Regions from separate parts of the Mus musculus genome. Here region 2 is linked to region 1. A link is a loop called in an ENCODE intact Hi-C map of the cell type or tissue named here. Cell type or tissue: gastrocnemius. All regions are shown on one strand. Each heading gives the region's core, and the rest is flanking DNA. Links, peaks and the distances in the headings are about the cores only. Region 1 overlaps Rin3 (Ras and Rab interactor 3). Region 2 overlaps Slc24a4 (solute carrier family 24 (sodium/potassium/calcium exchanger), member 4).

Evidence for each region. Peaks named below come from ENCODE experiments on the same cell type or tissue, not always from the same donor. Only the 100,000 strongest peaks of a DNase experiment are listed, where the experiment ranks them.
Region 2: a loop joins it to region 1, with 1.8 times the contacts of the local background. A loop is called at or near these places in 8 of 42 quality-filtered maps.

What each region holds. Positions count from the first base shown.
Region 1 is chr12:102,341,782-102,351,012 of GRCm38, forward strand. It overlaps Rin3 (Ras and Rab interactor 3), which reads left to right. Exons shown (of 10, transcript NM_177620.4): 4 at 9,101-9,173. Among named protein-coding and RNA genes, the nearest start is that of Rin3, 63 kb to the left of the region's middle. In gastrocnemius, for the core only: a CTCF peak has its summit at 4,929 (motif pointing left); a DNase peak (open chromatin) is centred at 4,923; H3K27ac peaks cover 2,823 bases.
Region 2 is chr12:102,178,428-102,187,658 of GRCm38, forward strand. All of the region lies in intron 2 of Slc24a4 (solute carrier family 24 (sodium/potassium/calcium exchanger), member 4), which reads left to right. Among named protein-coding and RNA genes, the nearest start is that of Slc24a4, 54 kb to the left of the region's middle. In gastrocnemius, for the core only: CTCF peaks have their summits at 3,596 (motif pointing left) and 6,898; DNase peaks (open chromatin) are centred at 1,507, 3,597, 4,322, 4,932 and 1 more place; H3K4me3 peaks cover 508 bases.

The DNA of each region.
Region 1 (9,231 bases), core at 404-8,403:
CACTGAGATGAAGCACAAGTGCAAAGCACACTCCCAGGTCTTTCATACTTAGCGTGGGAAAGAAAAATAGCATGTATACGCGGTGATGTATCCTCTGTGATGTCTCAGCATGCTAAGATGCAGCCTTGGCACGTACTTGTAAAATCCTGAAGTTGAAGCAGTGTTCCCTAACTATCCGCGGTGAGCCCTCTGTAACACTTGGAGCTGACCTCCTATCAGGGTGGTGCCCGGGCTGCCTGCCTCCTCACTCTCCCTTCTTTTCATGTTGTGGGCAGCCACAAGCCTCCCTTGACTGGTTCAGTATAGCAGGGAGAGGGATGGTGTCCCCATGTCCACAGCTCTCTTAGCATCCCCACACTCCCACCTGCCTTCTCCCAGAAGACCTTCCATGTCTTACTCTTGATTTAGTCTTCCCTGATATGTGACAGTTTGCAAATCTTTCCAGTGCCCCCTTCTGTTTTGGCATCTGAACCTATAAATAACTCCCAGATGAAGTTCTATCTACATCATGGCAGTTTCTCCCGTGTTCCTTTTCAGACTCATGAAGCCTCCTGTTTACACTTGCTCAATAGGAAGGAACAGCTTCCAAAAACAGGAGCCTTTTATTTAAACAAGAACGGTATGAGATCAGTGCAGCTGCCCCTGTGGGGTTCAGAGAAGGTCTTTCACAAATGCAAACCTGAGAGGATGTCATAAGAACCCTCAAAGGATCCTACAGTGGGGACCCTGGGAAGAAATGAGGCCCATGCCCATGCTAATGAGTTGGGCCTCTGGCACCTATGTGATGACATCCTGTCCTAGAGAACAAGATATAAGCAGTTCCAACCCAGGGAGAGCAGGTAGCACTATTCCCAGGAAGACCTTCCCAGGTGTCTCCCAACAACAAGGGAGGAGACTGGCCTGAAGGAGAGTAGCTCTGTGCTGACACCAGGCAGGAATCACTGACTGATGTCCGGTGGGAACTCTGGTGTGTCCTCCCTGCCCCCTCTGCTCCACGCCACTGCTCTTGAGTAAAAGCCTGGTGAGCTTGCTAGTGGCCCTGTCATGGCCTGACCACACCCCTGGGCCAGCTACTGAATCTTGCTGCTTTTCCCGCTTTAGCAATGACTGGGGCATTTGGAAGGGACCTTGTTTAGAGCTCTATCTGGGTCTCCTTGTAGCTCTCCTATTAGATTCCAGCTTCAGTGCCCCAGGGCAAGCAAGGCTCATTCAGTCCCAACAATGCAGACATCCTGCTGCGGTGCTGGTTGGTGGAGAATCTGGGGCTGAGGAAGATGATCTAATAATACAAGCCAAGGAGTCGTAGATGAGGCTTGGGGTGACTGGCAAAGGCACAGGGAAGGGGGCTCCAGGATCAGCCAGACTCTAGAGGGAAAGGCATCCCCAGAATGTCCTTACTGGCCAGGCAAAAAGGCAGTCTCTGGTACATTTTGAACAGCCCCCTTTCCCAGCTGCTGGAGCCTCACTCCATATCACCTCTCCACACCCAGGTTCTCTGGGTGCTTTTTCACTCTGCCTCAGCCACTCTGGCCTCTGCTCAAGAGGAAGGAACAGCTATGACCGTGCAACTGCCCCTGTGGGGTTCAGAGATGGTCTTTCACAAATGCAAACCTGAATGACCCACAGGGCCTCCATCAGGTACTGGCTCTCACAGTACCTCACTTGCACTCTGAAAGTGAGCCTCAGAAAGGCTTTGCCTGGTCTGTGGCTAGAGGCTCTCCCTGACTGGGCTGGTGCTGTACAGTCTTGACCTATGGTGGGAGCTAGCTTTCCCAGCCTAGGTACAGACCTTTCCCCAGAGGACACAGGAGCTTCTCTGGGTGGATCTGGGGATGGTTCGTCCCTCCCTTCCCTGCTTCTGTGAGGCTGGCAGCTCTGGTCAGGCAGCACTCCCTTCAGCAGATTCCAGCCTCTACTCCAGGCTCTCGGGTGAGATAAAACTACATCACAGAAGTCTCAGTGGCAAGGGGACCTCACACTGTTGGGGCTCAGGACTCTGGTTTGTTGTTATTTTCCTCCCCTACCCCCTGTCCTACACACACACACACACACACACACACACACACACACACACACACTGCCATCTCTGAGAACAGGGGAAGCAGCTTTCATGGGTTTTACAAAATTGAACTTTGGCTGGGTCTGCAGAGAGAGACAGGTAGTTCTTCTTCCATGGCAGACACACACACACACCTCACACATATACACCTCACACACACAAAGGTCAACTGTGGTCTTCAAAATGGGGAAGGAGCCCACTCCTTGATGTTCATGGTGGGGGAGGGGGGACACTGTAGCTGGGATGATCCCTGGAAGAGGGGGAGCTTCCCTTCACTCTGGGGAGCCCTGCATACTTTACTCTCTCCCTAGTCTCCAGCCTCTTGTCACCTTCCCTTTCTGTCCTTGGGGTCTGCCATTTCCTGTCAAGGACTGAGCCAGTGAAGTAGTAACCTTTTGGGATAAGGGTGTCAAAATTTACTAGGAGTAGATAGATGTTCCAACCCTCTCTCAGTGACAAGGAACTCAGAGATTAGCTCCATGGTGTTACATAATAACATTGGTAAGGAGGTATCCTTTGGGAGATACCCAAAGTTCCCCCCAGCCAGGTGTCCCCAGCCAGGTGTCCCTAGCCAGGTGTTCCCAGCCAGGTGTTCCCAGCCAGGTGTTCCCAGCCAGGTGTCCCCAGCCAGGTGTTCCCAGCCAGGTGTCCCCAGCCAGGTGTCCCCAGCCAGGTGTCCCCAGCCAGGTGTCCCTAGCCAGGTGTTCCCAGCCAGGTGTTCCCAGCCAGGTGTTCCCAGCCAGGTGTCCCCAGCCAGGTGTTCCCAGCCAGGTGTCCCCAGCCAGGTGTCCCCAGCCAGGTGTTCCCAGCCAGGTGTCCCCAGCCAGGTGTCCCAAGCCAGGTGTCTCCAGCCAGGTGTCCCCAGCCAGGTGTCCCCAGCCAGGTGTCTCCAGCCAGGTGTCCCCAGCCAGGTGTCCCCAGCCAGGTGTCCCCAGCCAGGTGTCCCCAGCCAGGTGTCCTCAGCCAGGTGTCCCCAGCCAGGTATCATGGGGTTTTTTTCTTCTCCAAGCCTAAGAAGTTGGCCCGTGGCCTCTCCTGGGGGTGTGGCACCCAGATTGCCTGACCCCTTTCCCAACAGTTTCCTGCTGGGTCAGTCAGATCTGACCCATCAGGTGTTTGCGGTGTGCACAGAGAGGCCTGGATACATGAGAGTTAAAGCAAATGAATGTAGCTCCACCCAACCCAACTGGATTTTCAGTCATCCTTAGAGAACAAGCAGGCAGCTACATCTCGGTGTTTACCTCAGGAAGAAGTTCCAGATAGATCCCTTTGCCATGAAAAGGAAAGGTCCCTGTGTCCCTTCTGTGAGGTCTCCTGTCTGCTTCCTTATCTTTACCCTTGGTTTCTACAGGCCAGGCTGGGGAGTGTCTCTGACCAAACCCCTCGTGTGGGTGTCACAACTAAACATTCTAGTAAGAGCTATTGTTGGCAGAGTGGTAGGCGTGAGATCTCCAGCCGTGGCTATACAGAGAAACCCTGTCTTGAAAGCCACCCCCCCTCCCACCCACCCTCCCCCCCAAAAAAAAGTGCTATCTCTAGGATTAGCAGGGCTGTCTAAATGTGGAAGGTTGAGTTTCTGTTTCCTAAGTAGATGTTCACCACACACAGTAATCCTTGGCAAGGTGTATCCCCGCTTGATGTTTTTGTATAAAGTCCCCAAAGCCTGGGGTCAGGTTCGCAGACGCTCGCCCTTCACTTACTACTGAACTCAAATCTGGCCCTCGTCAGAGTCCTGTGCTTCCTTAAGGAACACATCATTAAGGACACATTTCCTTTGTTGAGTACACTTGCCCGCCACTGGGAATTTGTAGTAATTAAGACCAGGCATGATTGCAGCTAAGTTCCGCCTTCCCCCGCCGGCTACAAAAGTGGATCAGACGGCAGAGAAGACTGGGGCTTAGGTGAGAATGGGGACCCATTCAAGTCCCACAGTTACTGCCTTGGTTACTTTTCTCATCACTGTGACAAAATTCTGACAGAAATGCCACTCAGAGAAGGAAGAAGGGTTTATTTTGGCTCCTGCGTAAGCTGTGTTGGGAAGGTGTGTGAGGAACAGGAGTTGGCTAGTCCCTCTGCACCTGCACTGGGGAAGCAAGGAGAGCCCCCATACCACAGCTCAGCTCGCTTTCTCCTTTGTGTTCAGTTTGGGACCCCAGCCTATGGGATGGTTCCTCTCATGACTGGGATAGGTCTTTACAGCTCAGATACATCTCTCTGGAAACTCTCCCACAAAAAATGTCCAGAGGTGTGTCTCCTAGGTGACTCTAAATCCTGTCAAGTTGGCAGTGAAGGGCACCTCCACGTAAACTGTTTCAGGGGCAGAAGAACTGACTTAGTGGAAGTCCCTTAGACTCACTGGACTGGCACATGCTTATGCAATGCTGTTGGGTGTCTCTAAGCTTACAGACAAACAGCATTCTTCCTCTGTCCCTTCTTAAATCTTTGGGAAGGTAAGTTAGATTTTGAGTGCCTGTCTACAAGGCATGAATCTGACAAAAGGCTTATATCTAGACTTTACTCTCAAAACTCAACATCAAAAGTGAATAACCCAGTCGGGCATAGTAGTGCACACCTTTAATCCCAGCACTCGGGAGGCAGAGGCAGGTGGATTTCTGAGTTCGAGGCCAGCCTGGTCTACAAAGTGAGTTCCAGGACAGCGAGAGCTAGACAGAGAAACCCTGTCTCAAAAAACCAAAAAAAAAAAAAAAAAAAAAAAAAAAAGAATAACCCATTGGGGCTAGAGAGATGCTCAGCAGTTAAGAGTACTGCCTGCTCTTCCAAAAGACTCAAGTTTAAATCCAGTATCCTCATGACAGCTCACAACTCTCTGTAACTACAGTCCCAAGGGATCTGATGCCCTCGTCTGGCCTCCACAGGTATTACATGCTCATGGTACATAAGACATGCATGCAAGCAGGAAAACCCATACACATAAAAATAAAGGGAAAATATTTTTTTGGATACAGGGTTTCTCTGTGTGTCTTTGGCTGTCTTGGAATTCACTCTGAAGACTAGGCTAGCCTCATACTCAGATCTCCTGCTTCTGTATATTAATAGCTGTGCCTATAGGTATTTAAAGAAGTATCTATAGCTATTACGTTATTTTTTAAAAGGACAGTTCCACTTTGTCACTCTGTAACCACATGTCCTGCAAAAGGCAGAGACTACGTATGCCTGTTTTCTTGTTCACAGTAGCTCCAGCCCCAAGGACAGTGTTGGGCACAGTACCTCCAGCCCCTGGCATAAAGAGTGCTACTGTGAACATCTTTGTGTACAGGCTTCCGTGGACATATTCATGCACTGCTTGGTAATTCTGTAGATTTATGAAACTACCAAACTATTTTCCACAGTGACATCACTTTGTTCCCCTCAGCCATGTGCGATGGTTCCAATTTCTGCCTGTCCTTATTAATACTTGCTATCTGACTTTTTGACAACAGCCTTCCCAGAGAACACAAACTGTATCCTATAGTTTTGATTTGCATTTCCCTAAAGACCAGTGAGGTCGAGCATTTGTGTGTGTGTGTGTTTATTGACTGTGTGTGCCTGTATACTTTTTTCTTTTTCTTCTTTTTACAAAAATGTCTATTCAGATATTTTACTTATTTTTTTTTTATTATTTTTTAAAGACAGGGTGTTTCTCTGTGTACCCTGGCTGTCCTGGAACTCACTCTGTAGACCAGGCTGGCCTGGAACTCAGAAATCTGCCTGCCTCTGCCTCCCTAGTGCTGGAATTAAAGGCGTGCACCACTACTGCCAGGAACTTGTCTGCCTATTTTTAAATAGGTTATTCATTTAAATTTTTTTCCTCCAATTTTAGCTGGGCATGCCTTTCATCCCAGCACTCAGAAAGCATAACTATTTGGTTGCCATGGAACAGAACCAATAACAGTGTTTTATTCTAATGTTGATATTGTAAAAGCCAGGAGCTGGGCTGGTGCATCTCTACCCCCATCTCCCAGTCATACAGCCTTAATGGAGAGTGGTAAGGTAAAAGACCTCCTTCTAAGAAGTAGATTCTGATTGCTGTCACCTGAGGCCACCTCAGTACAGACTGGCTCCCGCTGGCTGGCGCTGGAGTATCACTCCATGAGGTGAGAACTCTGGAACATTCTGAACTAAGGCACTCACTGAGGGGCTCTGGAGAAGATAGACACTGACATCCAGCATGACCAGCTTGGTCTAATGTCTTGGTCAGGAGGGACAGGCTGGCAGGCTCTGTGCCACAGAAAATTGCCAAGTGCAGAAGTGGGTGCTGGGTGTCCCCAAGGCCATGTAAGGCGATGTGAGATTAAAGGTGACATGGCCTCTTGGCAGTGCTGGGGTCTGGGCATTTGTCAGTTTTGGGCAGTCTATGAGGATATACCAGATAGACTACTTTAGGAGAAATCTCTGCCAAACCCTGCTTATGGAAGCCATACTCAGGGCTAGAAAAATGGCTCCCTGGTTAAGAGTACTAGCTGCTCTTCCAGAGGACCCAGGTTCAATTCTCAGCAACCACATGGCAGCTCACAACTGTCTATACATCTAAATATGTTTAACTTAAAAAAGTCATTCTTACCCATAATAAAAAAATCTCAGCAAAACGATGCAGGAAGGCCAAACTCACTCTAGTGAACCGTCCTCATCTGTTTTAAGTAACAGTCTCATTTAAACTTCATTCGGGCATGTCTATTCACTGTGTTTGGGTATCGTATGATTGGCCATTTAAAACATATAATTCAGTGGTGTTAGTGTGTTCAGAGTTGGGCAACCGTCACACCATTTAAGAATGTTTCACCACATCTAGAGGAAACCTCATGTTGCCTAACAGCGTAAACATGCACAGTGCTGCTGAACTCTGCTAAATAAGCCGTTTATGGTTTAGCACAGAACCCCTCATTCCAACCTCCCCAACTCTACCACCTCTCCCCCACCCAGGCTCACACACACACCAGCCTAAGCAACCATCCTCTCTCAGACAGGGTATGCTCACACACCAGAAGACCCATTCTACCCTGTTCTTTGTGGACCTTGGCTATGTGTATGGCCCAGTTGTACGCTGGACACATAGGCAGGAAAGCAAGATGCCCCTGATCTCTTGCTGGTCCCCAAGATACCTGGTACCTGGCCAAGGCTCCCATAGCGCTGCCTCTGTGTGGCCCTACAGAGGCAGCGATGAGAATGAGAAAATAAACAAAGCTAGGAGTAGAGGGTAGACTGAGGGCTGAGAGCCCTGCAGGCTCAAAGGGCAGAGACAGGAGGTAGGACTGAGGAGTACACCATAGAACTGAGGGAAAAGGGTCCCCCCCACCACTTAGCCTATTGCTTCCATGCAACCATGTGTAGCATGGAATCCTCCCACTACCAACGGCCTCTCTGTTTGTCTTACCTGCTAAAACTGCCATTCAGGGCCATTACCATTATTTTGAAGTTCCCTGGGCTATCAGAAGCAGCTCCTGAGAATTGCGTTATTTCATACTTAAAAGGTGGTGTGTTCTTTCCTTCCTGTTGCAACAAAGGATTCAAACTAGATGACTTTCAGCAACAGAAACTTACTCTCTTACGGTTCTGGGGGCCAGACACCTTAAACAAAGGTGGGGTGGGGCTGGTTACTTCTGAGGCCTTAGACCCAAGTGTTTCCTGGTCTCCCAGCTCCAGGCTCCGCCCCGTCTTCACATGGTCATTCCTTCTCTGTGCCTTGGTGTTCTGTCTACTCACAAAGCCTTCTTATAGAAAGGACACCAAACATTCCAAATAAGTTCACATGCCATGTTCTAAGCATCAGGACTTTAATGCATCTTTGTGGGGGCCACAGTTCAGCCCTGGAAAATGGGTACACTTGTAACCCTGGCTTACAGTTATAGACACTAAGGCACAGACAGGCTATGTGCAACAAGCTCATAGAGACATGCTCTTGCCACAGTGATGTAATGCCAGACACACATGCAAGCCCCCAGGCAGGTACAGTACCAGATATAAGCCCTGGAACAAATGATTTCTCTCATACTTACTTCCATGTTCTACATTCCAGCAGGTTGTGGTTCAGGGCACCCTTTTTGACCTCTAGGGAGGAGGCCCATGAACATAGTTTGAAAATAATAAGAATATAGACAGGAGAGCCTCAAGATTATGAGATGGAGCCCCAGCAACATTCCCAGAGGGTGGAAATATCAGGAGCAGGATTTTTTTTAATCTCTTCATAAATACTTATATCTAACCAAACAGGAAGCCACAACCTATTTGTCATAAATAGGCAAATATTAAATTTTTAAGGTGGCCTGAGCTGTTGAGAACAGTGCTTAGGTTACAGGGTGAAGAGGAAGCAGTTGCTATATTGATCTATGTCAATCTCTGCCCTTCTTCTCCAACCTCCAAACCTGTGTAAAACTGGCCTAGGCTTCGCAAACTAGGTAGCAGGCTGGTATCACCTAGAGGACTCTATATTTAGATTGAAAGGGCTGTTCCCTTGGAGGGTGGGAGAAACTGAGGCATGGAGCAGGAAAGGGATTCTTGCAGAGCCAGGTTATCAGTTCCGGGTTCAAAGCTAAGTTTGGAAGACCACTTGGACCATATTTTGCTCCTATTGCATGGAAAAGATACAAGAACAACTCAGTTCACACGTTCATCAGCATACTGAGGCCCAGGGAAGTCCAGTGTAGACGCCTCAGTTCAGGGAACAAAATATGGTAGGCACGTGGTCGTGGGCCTGATTTAGGCATCATGGAAGCCAGTGCATACTGAGACTGTCATTTGCAATTGGCTATACATCTGTAACTACTCTCCGTTTAGAATCCTGTTCACCAAAAATGATGAATGTGTGAATGTGTATTCGTTGATATCAGCCACAGCCATTTAACCCCTGAACTCTCAGCACATCGACACCGTGAGCTCCATTTCTCACTGTGGTTGGCAGCTGATACATAGTGGGGTCCTGTGGGAGGTGCCGGGACCCACAGAGAACATGGCTGGCATGTGCCACCTTCCAGATCGAGGAGAACAGTTAGCTCTCCCCTTTGTCATTAGAGGATGCTTACTAGGGCCTTTTTTGTCTCTCCCCAGTACTGTACCTGGAAGGCTCAGTTCTTGTGTTTGAGGACATCTTCAGACTGATTGCGTTCTACTGTGTCAGTAGGTGAGTAGCCTGGCCCTACAGGAGGTTGTGGGGGAGGATTCCCTTCTTATCTTAATAG
Region 2 (9,231 bases), core at 431-8,430, 160 kb before region 1:
CAAAGCAGCTCCCCAAGTCCATGCAGGCAAAATTCAGAATGTGCCTGGCTTGCCTCTCTTCTGGGACCTGGCTGCTCTAAGCTGCCCACAGGAGCCTGTGCAAGTTGACCAAGGCTCCCTGAACCCTCTGCTGGTGCTCGGCCAGTTCCTACCTGTCTAGCTCCTTCTGGGAGGCAACACAGGTCACCTGGCCCCAGCTGGGCCACAGATTTTTCCATTGGGGATTATATCCCAGCCCCAGGGCCAACTGTTAAAGCAGATTTAACACAGGTGCCCAGAGATTTTAGGTTCCTGGAATCAGACTCTTAAGTCAGGGGTTCCAAGTGTTCATTCCACAGTGCTTAGAGACACTTGAGGTTTCCGTGCCTGGATGTAGGCAGGGAGGCTTCGGAACAGCCTGCAAGGCACTGGTAGCTCAGACAAAGCTGTATGGCTTAGGTTATCCATAGTGCAATGGCTGGGACCCCTGATCTTTGTGAATCTGTTGCCCAGGAACCTCCCTATGAGGCTCTTACCGTGTGCACCACCTCCATATCACAGAAGCTGGGAAGGGATCAGTCCACTCCATGGATAAGGGCAGTAAAAATCCACAAGAGATGGATGACTGCCTCGTGGTAGAGGATTCAGATTTAGATCTGTTCAGGCCCTGTTGATTTAATCACCCATCGGTAAAATGAGGGAAGGACTCAGAAGGCCACGCCAGACCAAACAGGATAAAAAGATTGTTACTTAGATAAGCCTGGCTTCAGATGTGCCTTTTCTTGCCCGAAAGCTGTGTAGTGAATGCAGTGCTTGTTTGTGGTACTCCTTTGGAGCATCGTGGGGAGGCAGGTAGACTTTCGAACAGACAAATTAAACAGGTCACGCTAAGTATGAAGAACCCAAGGCAAGGGAGACCTGCCTGCTTCCTCACACTGCAGAGCAGATGCCCAACTCTGTTCTGAATTTGAAGCCAGAATCACAGGGAAGGGAGGAGGGAAGGACGTGGAACAGCCTCAGCGAAGGGATGGCTGACTGGACATCCTAGAGTACCAGGAGAGAAGCGTGGCTGTAAAGGCGAGGGGGACTTTTCCACAGAGTCTACTGTTCTGCCTAAGGAATGGGACATATGGGAAACGAGGCCAGGTTCTACTTACTAACCATCTTCCCTATGGCACAGAGGAAGAACCATAGGGCAGTTTCAGCCTGCACTTGTGGTAGAGCAGAATAGCTGTACCTAACGCCAAAGCTTTGAATGTGAGCCTTATGGGAATCCCCATTGCTGTGGCAAACAGGGGTTTCTCAGGGGACAGTTGAGCCTGGCCTTGGGACCAGGTAGGCTGGAGCCCAGCTGCTGAGGCATTTCGTCGTGTGTGAGGTCCTCCTGCAGGGTTGACATAGCAAACCAGCTTTGCATGTCCACGGTAGGAATGTGAGTAAACCATCTATGCGCTCGACGGCCAGCGTTTGGCACTGTTATGGGCAATGCAGCCAGGAGCATCCTTGCACCTGCAGTGCAAGGCATATGCATTATTGAAGGGCATATGCATAATTTCTGCCGGGTAACGGTAGGGTTTATTGGGTTGTGGCCATGCGTCTGCGTCATTCATAGACAGAGCCAAATGGTTTCCAAAGTCCGTCACTTTACGTCCCACCTGGATGTGTAGGCTCTCTGGTTGCTTCCTGTCAACCATCAACAGCTTTGTTCTTGGATCCAATACATTTAAGGTGCATTCCCTAAAGAGTCTAGGTTCTGGGTGACTTCTTAAAGAAAGTTTTACTTTATGTTTTTAATTACGTCTGTGTGGGAGTGGTATGTGCCTGTGGGTTCAGGTGCCAAAAGGTCAGAGACCCTGGAGCTAGATTAACAGGTGGTTGTGAGCTGCCTGACGTGGGTGCTGGGAACAGAACTTGGGTCCTCTGAAAGAGCAGCAGGCCATATTAACTGCTGAGCCTTCTCTCTAGCCACTAAGCGACTTTAAGAAAAAAATGCCCCCCACAGCACTGGGGTCACTTTAATTTGAGCCATTGACTTATGTGACGACAGAAGTGCTGAGAGCCAGTCCTGCCAGGCACGCTCACTGGTCCCTGTTGCCCAGCACACCGGACGCCGCTGACAAGTGCCGCTTTACTGTGAGCAAGATGGAATGTTTCATATTGACTGTGCAGTCTAAGTGTTTGCTTATCCTTAATGGGTTGAGTCCACAGCAGTTCCCGGTCCTGGGGTGGCGTTGCTGATGGGGGCTGGTGCATGAATATATCACCAGCTCTGTATACAGTCAGCATCTGCATGAAAAGAGCGGTCTGTGTGGCTTTGGGGTGCAGTGAGGCTGGGGTGAGGTTGGTGCCAAAATCATTGTGCACAGTTTCAGTCTGGAATCATAAACGCAGTCAGCCCTCTGGATCTGCGGGCTCATACCTGCAGAGTCAACCAACACTGGGTTGAAAATATTTTTTTTTAAAACACCACACGGGTACAGAATGTGCTCTGACCTTGTTTTTTATTCCCCGACAATGCAGTGCAAAGACTGCTTAGACAGCATTCAGGCTGTATCAGGAGTTGTAGGAATAAAGCACACGAAAGCTGTGCACGGGTGACACACACACACTGCTGCACTTTTGATAAAGGACTCGACTATCTGTGCAGTTTGGCGTTCCTGGGGTTGAGCATAGGCAGTTAAAAGTTGATCTGTAAAGATTACAGATGCATCTGAGTGAACTTCAGTTTCTTCTTTGATATTTTGAGGGTTTTTTCTATAGAAAGCACAGATTTTTCAACCACCAGGAAGATTAAAATTTAAAGGAAGATTCATTTTTTTCCCAGATTTGAGCGGTGGCTTGGAGGAAAAATGTATAAAAGAAAACAGTACACATACTCACAAGGGCATGAACACACAAGTGTGTGAATACACAGATGTGCTTGCGCACATGCATACACACAAAAGTGCATGTACACATATAAGCACATGTATACACACAGCTGCAAAATACAGACGTGCTTGCACACACATGCACAAATACACACACAAGAGTATGTGCACACACAAGCACATGTATACACACAGGTGAATCTATAGACACACATGCATACATATACACAATGGAAAGTGGAAAAGAACCTCCAGCTTAAAGATGAATTCACCTTACTCTGCAACCCAAAGCTGTACTTCAGGCAAATTAGTTAAGCTCTTTGAGCCTTGGTGGCCCCCTCTGCTGAGTGGAAGCAGTAATCAATACCCATAGATATTGTGAGGGTTGCACGTTTCACATATAACTACGGCTAGCACGTAACCAACCCGCCGTTTGTGTCAGCTGGCCTTTGGGATATGCCAAAGGACTATGTTAGGCTCTGCCAAGTACAGTATCATAACTGTTTAATCCCCCTCCCCACCGAGTTTCTCTGTGAGGGAAGGGCAGTCCATTGATAGAGTAGAAACCGGACACGGATTCAAGTCATCTATTCCATAGGTCATTTGATTATTAACTCCAGGACCCAGCCCCGTGACTCCAAACTGGAGAAGCTGCAGAGGAAGCTGATGGACCGAGAGGCCAGGATAGTCCTCCAGGCTGAGACTCTGACCCAGGCCTGCCTTGGACATTCTGCCCTCTGGTGGCAGATTTTGGAAGTGCAACTTTCCTATGGCGTGCAGCCTCCCAGTGGGCTCCAGAGTTCTGTTGCAGGTCAGAAACCCACATCTCTGTCTATCTCCAGTCAGGAGCAGTGAGGCTCTTGCTACTGCCTCTCAGTTCTGGCTCCTGGTCCACCTTGCCTTCCATCTACCCCTGCTGGATAAGGTGACCATGGCAGTCATAGGCTGGCTGTCACAGGGCCCAAAGCTCATTCACACCAGCAGCCTGGTCCCTGTCACTTCCATAGGTAAAGAGCTCAGGGGCAGTCAGTCCTGTTGATGGAAGGCAGAACCCCAAGACTGAAATGTGCCACATATTGGGTCCCCAACCCTGCCCCCTAGACTTATCTGGGGACCTCCTTTTCTGTACACATGTATTCATGGACCCAGAGATTGCTTAGAGAAATGAGTTTCCATGTGTGGTTGAAGTTGGGTGGGGGAGCTACACAGAATACATCAGATGGAAGACCAACATCCTTGGGTAACACTGGCACTGTGCCCCCCACCCCCCACCCCCACCCCCGTGCACATGCCTACATTGCCTATAAGGCACAAGCATGTCTCTTCTCCTCTGAAACATTCCTTCCTGGCCCACACTATCCTGGCACGGAGTGAGCGACTTGTTCCTCAGCTCTTGCTGTGTTTGGCTCTCCCTTCTCCCTCACACAGGAATCCCCTGCCCTGCACAGGTTCTTGCACGGCTACTGAAGGCCCTGGGAGGTGTGAGTGCCTAATGTGAGATTGACAGCTGCAGGCTCAGACTAAGGGCAACGTATGGCTTCCTGCTTGGACTATAAATTTGCCAAGGAAGCAATGGGCATGTCAGGTGCCTTTCTCAGCAGCTATTCCTATTCCGGCAAGGTGCCCAACACAGGAAGGGACCAGTGTTAGTGAATGAATGAATGAATGAATGAATGAACGAATGTGCAAATTATGAGAGATGCTGCTCACCCTTCAACAGCACTGGCCTCCTCTTCACACTGCCATGCTTGTGGGGTCTCTGGATCCACTTGCCTCAGAACCCTTATTATGTCGAGTGTCTCTGGTGTATAAGCCAGAATGACTTTGTAGCAAACAGCATAAAGACTTCTGGCTTGACTCAAAAGAGACATGAGCCCATCAACATGAGCAAAATGAATTTCTGATTACTGCTCAGGCGCTGTGAATATTTCTGTCTTGCCTGGTGGTTTTTTGTTTTTTTTTTTCTCCCTTAACTGAAGCATGAAATATGCTGGACAGCTCCTCAGAAGAGCTGGGCATGGGGGAAGCGGGGGGCGGTTGTGTGTGTATGTGGGGGGGTGGTGACCAATCTCTGAGGACAGAGCAATGTTGAGAATAATCCACGAGAGAAAGGAAAGGACAGGCTTGATCTGGCCGTGGTCTTGGCTCTAGCCTGTAATTCTAATTTGCTTTCGATTTCACGGCTGCATTGGTCAAGGCCAGGGGATAAAAGCCGACGGAACAGCATCAACCACATTTGTGAGCCTGTGGTTTTGAAGGGAGGTTAATGGAGAGGGGAGTTGGAAGACTTATTCTAATGTCCAAAAAACCCTCTTAGCGTGCACTGGAGGCTCCTCTGTGCCTCTGGTGTGGGGACAGAAAGGTGAGTTGGATACGAATCATGGGGCACTGGTCTACAGACTGAGATCGACAGGACCTGAGGTTCGAATAAGGGCAGTAAGTTCAGATCCTAACAGGTGGTCCTGGGTGGCTTCATGGGAGTGCTATTCTTAGGATAAGGGGGCATAGACAGTACCAGTATCAACCCCCTTAAATTAGCGCCATCCCAGGACTAGTTAGACGGGCTTATTACTGAGTGACCCCATTGACTGGACATGAAATCAGAAGAACGGTGCTTCTCGCCATTCACTCCCTACACCTCTTTCTGCACGGCCTGGCTCGGGCTGGCCACTCGCAGAGGACCAGGACTCTGAGGAAGCTCCAGGGGACACACTGCTTGTATTCAAACCATGGCTTCTCGCTTTCACTTGCTGTGTGATTTTAAACTTTGGGTCCCCCTTTTCCCTGCCTGGAATGCACTGGGGATTGTACCCAGGAAGCAAGGGAGTTCTGAGTGGTCAGAGGGCAGCTTGTGAGATTTAGAGCCCTGCCCAACAGACAGTTCACTCAGCCACAAGCCCTGGGCATCCACAACCACCCTCTCCCTTGGGACCTCAGGGGAAGCAGTGGGCCCTGTCTGGGGAGGATGAGCTAGGGTCCACCAGGATCATATCCTTTCCACCTTGGACTTTGATAAACTTTTCAGCCTCACATCCCAGTGCCTAGAACACAAGGGGAGAGGTGAAGAGGCCATATGCTGTACACTTCTTCAAGGGCCGAGCCAGGCCAGCCATCATTGGGTGGGGTAAGCCTCCAGATGGCCGCTCTCTTGACCCAAGTGGTTGGCAGCCTGCTTGCTGTTCATAGGGTGCTGGGCCCTACCCCGTTTAAGAGAGCATCTGAAGTGAGATCCCGGCTCGGATACCCTATCTTAGGCTTTATGGCTGTTTTCCAGTGTGGTTTAATGCTTTCTCTTCCATAGATGTTTCTAGCTCAGTGGAGGATATTTGGGAGGGCAGCGTGGCCTTCTGGGAGAAAGGGTGGCATGGGATGTGGCAAAGAAGCCTAAACCTAAAGTGGTGTCGGTAGGTCGAGTCTGACTCCTGTAAAGCCTCCACTGTCTCTCACCTGTAAAATGGGATGAGGACAGACCAATTCTAGTGACTGAGAGACCTAAAGGAACCAACCAACTGCAGAGAGAAAATCATGGTGTCAGAATGTTTTGGTCCACCTTGGCAGGGTGGGTGGGGTGGGCGGAGCAGGAGACCTTGGCTTGAGTTGCAGGAGTCCGGAGCACAGGTGGTTCACACCATGGCCAACCAAGGAACAGAGAGGTGGCTCATTTGCTCTTTCCCTTTCCACCCTTCAGTCTATCCAGGTCCCCAGCCTATGGGAAGATGTCAGCCATACCCAAGGTGGCTCTAGCCCTGTAATGGCCCTCTGCAGTAAGGAACTCACAGGCACACCCAGGGTGTGCCACAACCTTCTAGGTTGTTCTAAATTCAGTCAGTGGGTGTAAACCTCATGCATACTTACCTCCTGAGGCTGCTGTGCAGGACCTAACAACTGCAGAGGGCTACTCTTGACATCCCTCTAGCAGCTCCCCTGGAACATAGCTGGAAGGCCCTCAGCAGCAGGCTGTTCTGAGGCTCGGCTGGGAGCAAACGGCTCAAGCCTTTTTCCTGGGGGAAAGGTCAGTGTTTAGCCCTGTGCCCTGCAGGATCAGTCCTCAAGGAGGAGCAAGCGGGCAGTGCTCTAACCAAATAAGTATTTAAAGTCAAGCCTCCCTCCTATAGACCCAAAGGGCAATTAAGCCAGTGAATGACAGAGCAGGCCACGGGCCACAGCACGAGCCTGTTCTTCTAATGGTTCTGTGTGATGTGGCCAGTTATGTGTGTTTCTGAAGTAAGCAGATTGTCTGAGAAAAACTGGGCCCCCATGAAGGGTGACAGGACAGACTGTGGCCTGAACAGAGAGCCTATCATGTGAACCCCAAGGCTTGTTCACTCGATAGGTGGAAATTCCAGGGTATTCACAGTAGTGACACTCTGGGATAGGAAGGAGGCTCCTACAGCTATAAAACATGTTCTCCCAAGGTGGCTGTCAACCCTGGCACCCCTGAGGTCCATGCAGAGAGCCCACTGCCACCCCTTGGCTCCCATAGACCCCCTTCAACAAGCCTCCACCCTTCCCATGAGAGAAGGAAGCAACAGAGTTTAAGCAGCAGGATGTGCAGCGATCTGTCCCCAGAGAGGAGTTTTGATGTTTTTATTGCTGACATGATTTAAAATTACCAGCCAGATGTGGTGAGAAGCCACGGCAGAGTTGACTCCTGGTTTGATGTAGCAAGATAGATGTAACATACAACTTGTTTTGCTACCTCACCATGGGGTAGCCATGCCCCACCCACCTCCAAAACTCTCACATCTTCCCAAACAGAACCCCTATCTGCAGCTCTTTCTCGCTCCCCTCCCCTATGTACCTGGCAACCAATGTTTCTGTTTGCTGGGCCTGTGATTTCGAATACCCTAAGCACCTTGTGAAGATGGAACCAGGAAGTCCCCACCCTGTTGTAACTAGCTTACTTCACATAGCATAATGACTTCAGAGTTCATCCATGCTGACCCACCATCACATTCCCCTCCCTTTTTCAGGACTGAATAGTATTCTATTCTTTGCACACGGCCCATTTTATCACGTTATCAGTTCATGAACGTTTGCGTTTCCTCTACCTCTGTTGTTGTTGTGAATATTCAACTGAGTATAATCATGTTTGGATTTCTGCTCGGGTTCCTGCTTTCAGTTCTTCAGGATCTATACCTGGAAGAGGAATCGCTGCTGGACCATGTGGTGATTCTGTGCTTCATTGTTGGTAGAAATTTTATCATGGTATTAAATGGTTTATATGAAATTTAGCTGGGGTTTTCTTCCAAATAAATGGAGGGTGGGGTACAGGAGAGTTCAGCAAAGGAAGAGAGAAGGGTGTGAGAGGAGGGGGAGAGAGAGAGATCACATCAGCCATGCACTGATCATTGTCTGAGCCAGGATGGATACATGGATACATGGGTGTCCACAGGATAGTCTGTAAACTTGTAGGCACTTTTGATACTTTCTGGATACAGTGATACTTACTATCCAGCATTGCAGCCACAGTATCTCAGCACAGGAAGGATCTGTCCCTTATGCCATGTTCCAGACTGAGCTCCTGTCCCGTAGAGCAACTTCCATATGGTCACTCAAGGACCCAGGCTCCTTCCTGCTGTGGCTCAGCCTCCTTTGGTAGAATAAACATGTATGCTGCCTGACTGGTGGGTCTGGAGGGTACATGTTCTTAAACTAGTGAGAACAGGACATCTGGCCCCATGTACCAGCAAAGGGCCTGAGAAGTATACAACCTTTTTCTCACTCTGCCCTTGGAAGGGTACCGTTGTCTCTTGCCCATCTCTCCCATGGGACCCTTCCATCCACCCTGACACTGGATGCTCACAGCACACAGTGGGTACTACTGCATGAGTAACCGAGGCTTCCTGACACCTCTTCCAGCGGTGGCTGAGCTGGAATCTGAACCCAGACCCCCAGACCTCTCATCCTCTGCAAACTGCTCTCTGGATAAATTGTGCTAGGCCCTGAGGGCTGTACAGCCCAAGCTAACACGGCCGCTAGAATCCAACCCCACCCAGCTTCTCTGGCCTCCCTTCTGGCTTGTCCTGTCCCTCCCCATAACTCCTGCCTTGCTACGAAGTCAAAGACGATCACACCGAAAGTTAAGTGGAGTGATGACATGGCCTGGGACACAGGACTCCTCAGGGGCAAAGCTGCATCCTCTCTGCCTCCATCCCTGCCGCATCCTCCAAAGCATAACCTCTGCCCTTCCTCAAATCCCAGGGCACCCTTGCTCATTAGTAGCTGTCACTTCCGGTGCCTTCCCTGGGCTCCTGAACTTTGCTGCTCAAATCTTTGCTGGCCCTCAGGCTCCCTCCTTCCCTGAGAGTCAAATTCCCAAGCACCCACTTCTATTTGTTTTCTTCCGGTTGTTTGGTCTCATAGCTGGCGCCTCTCTGCT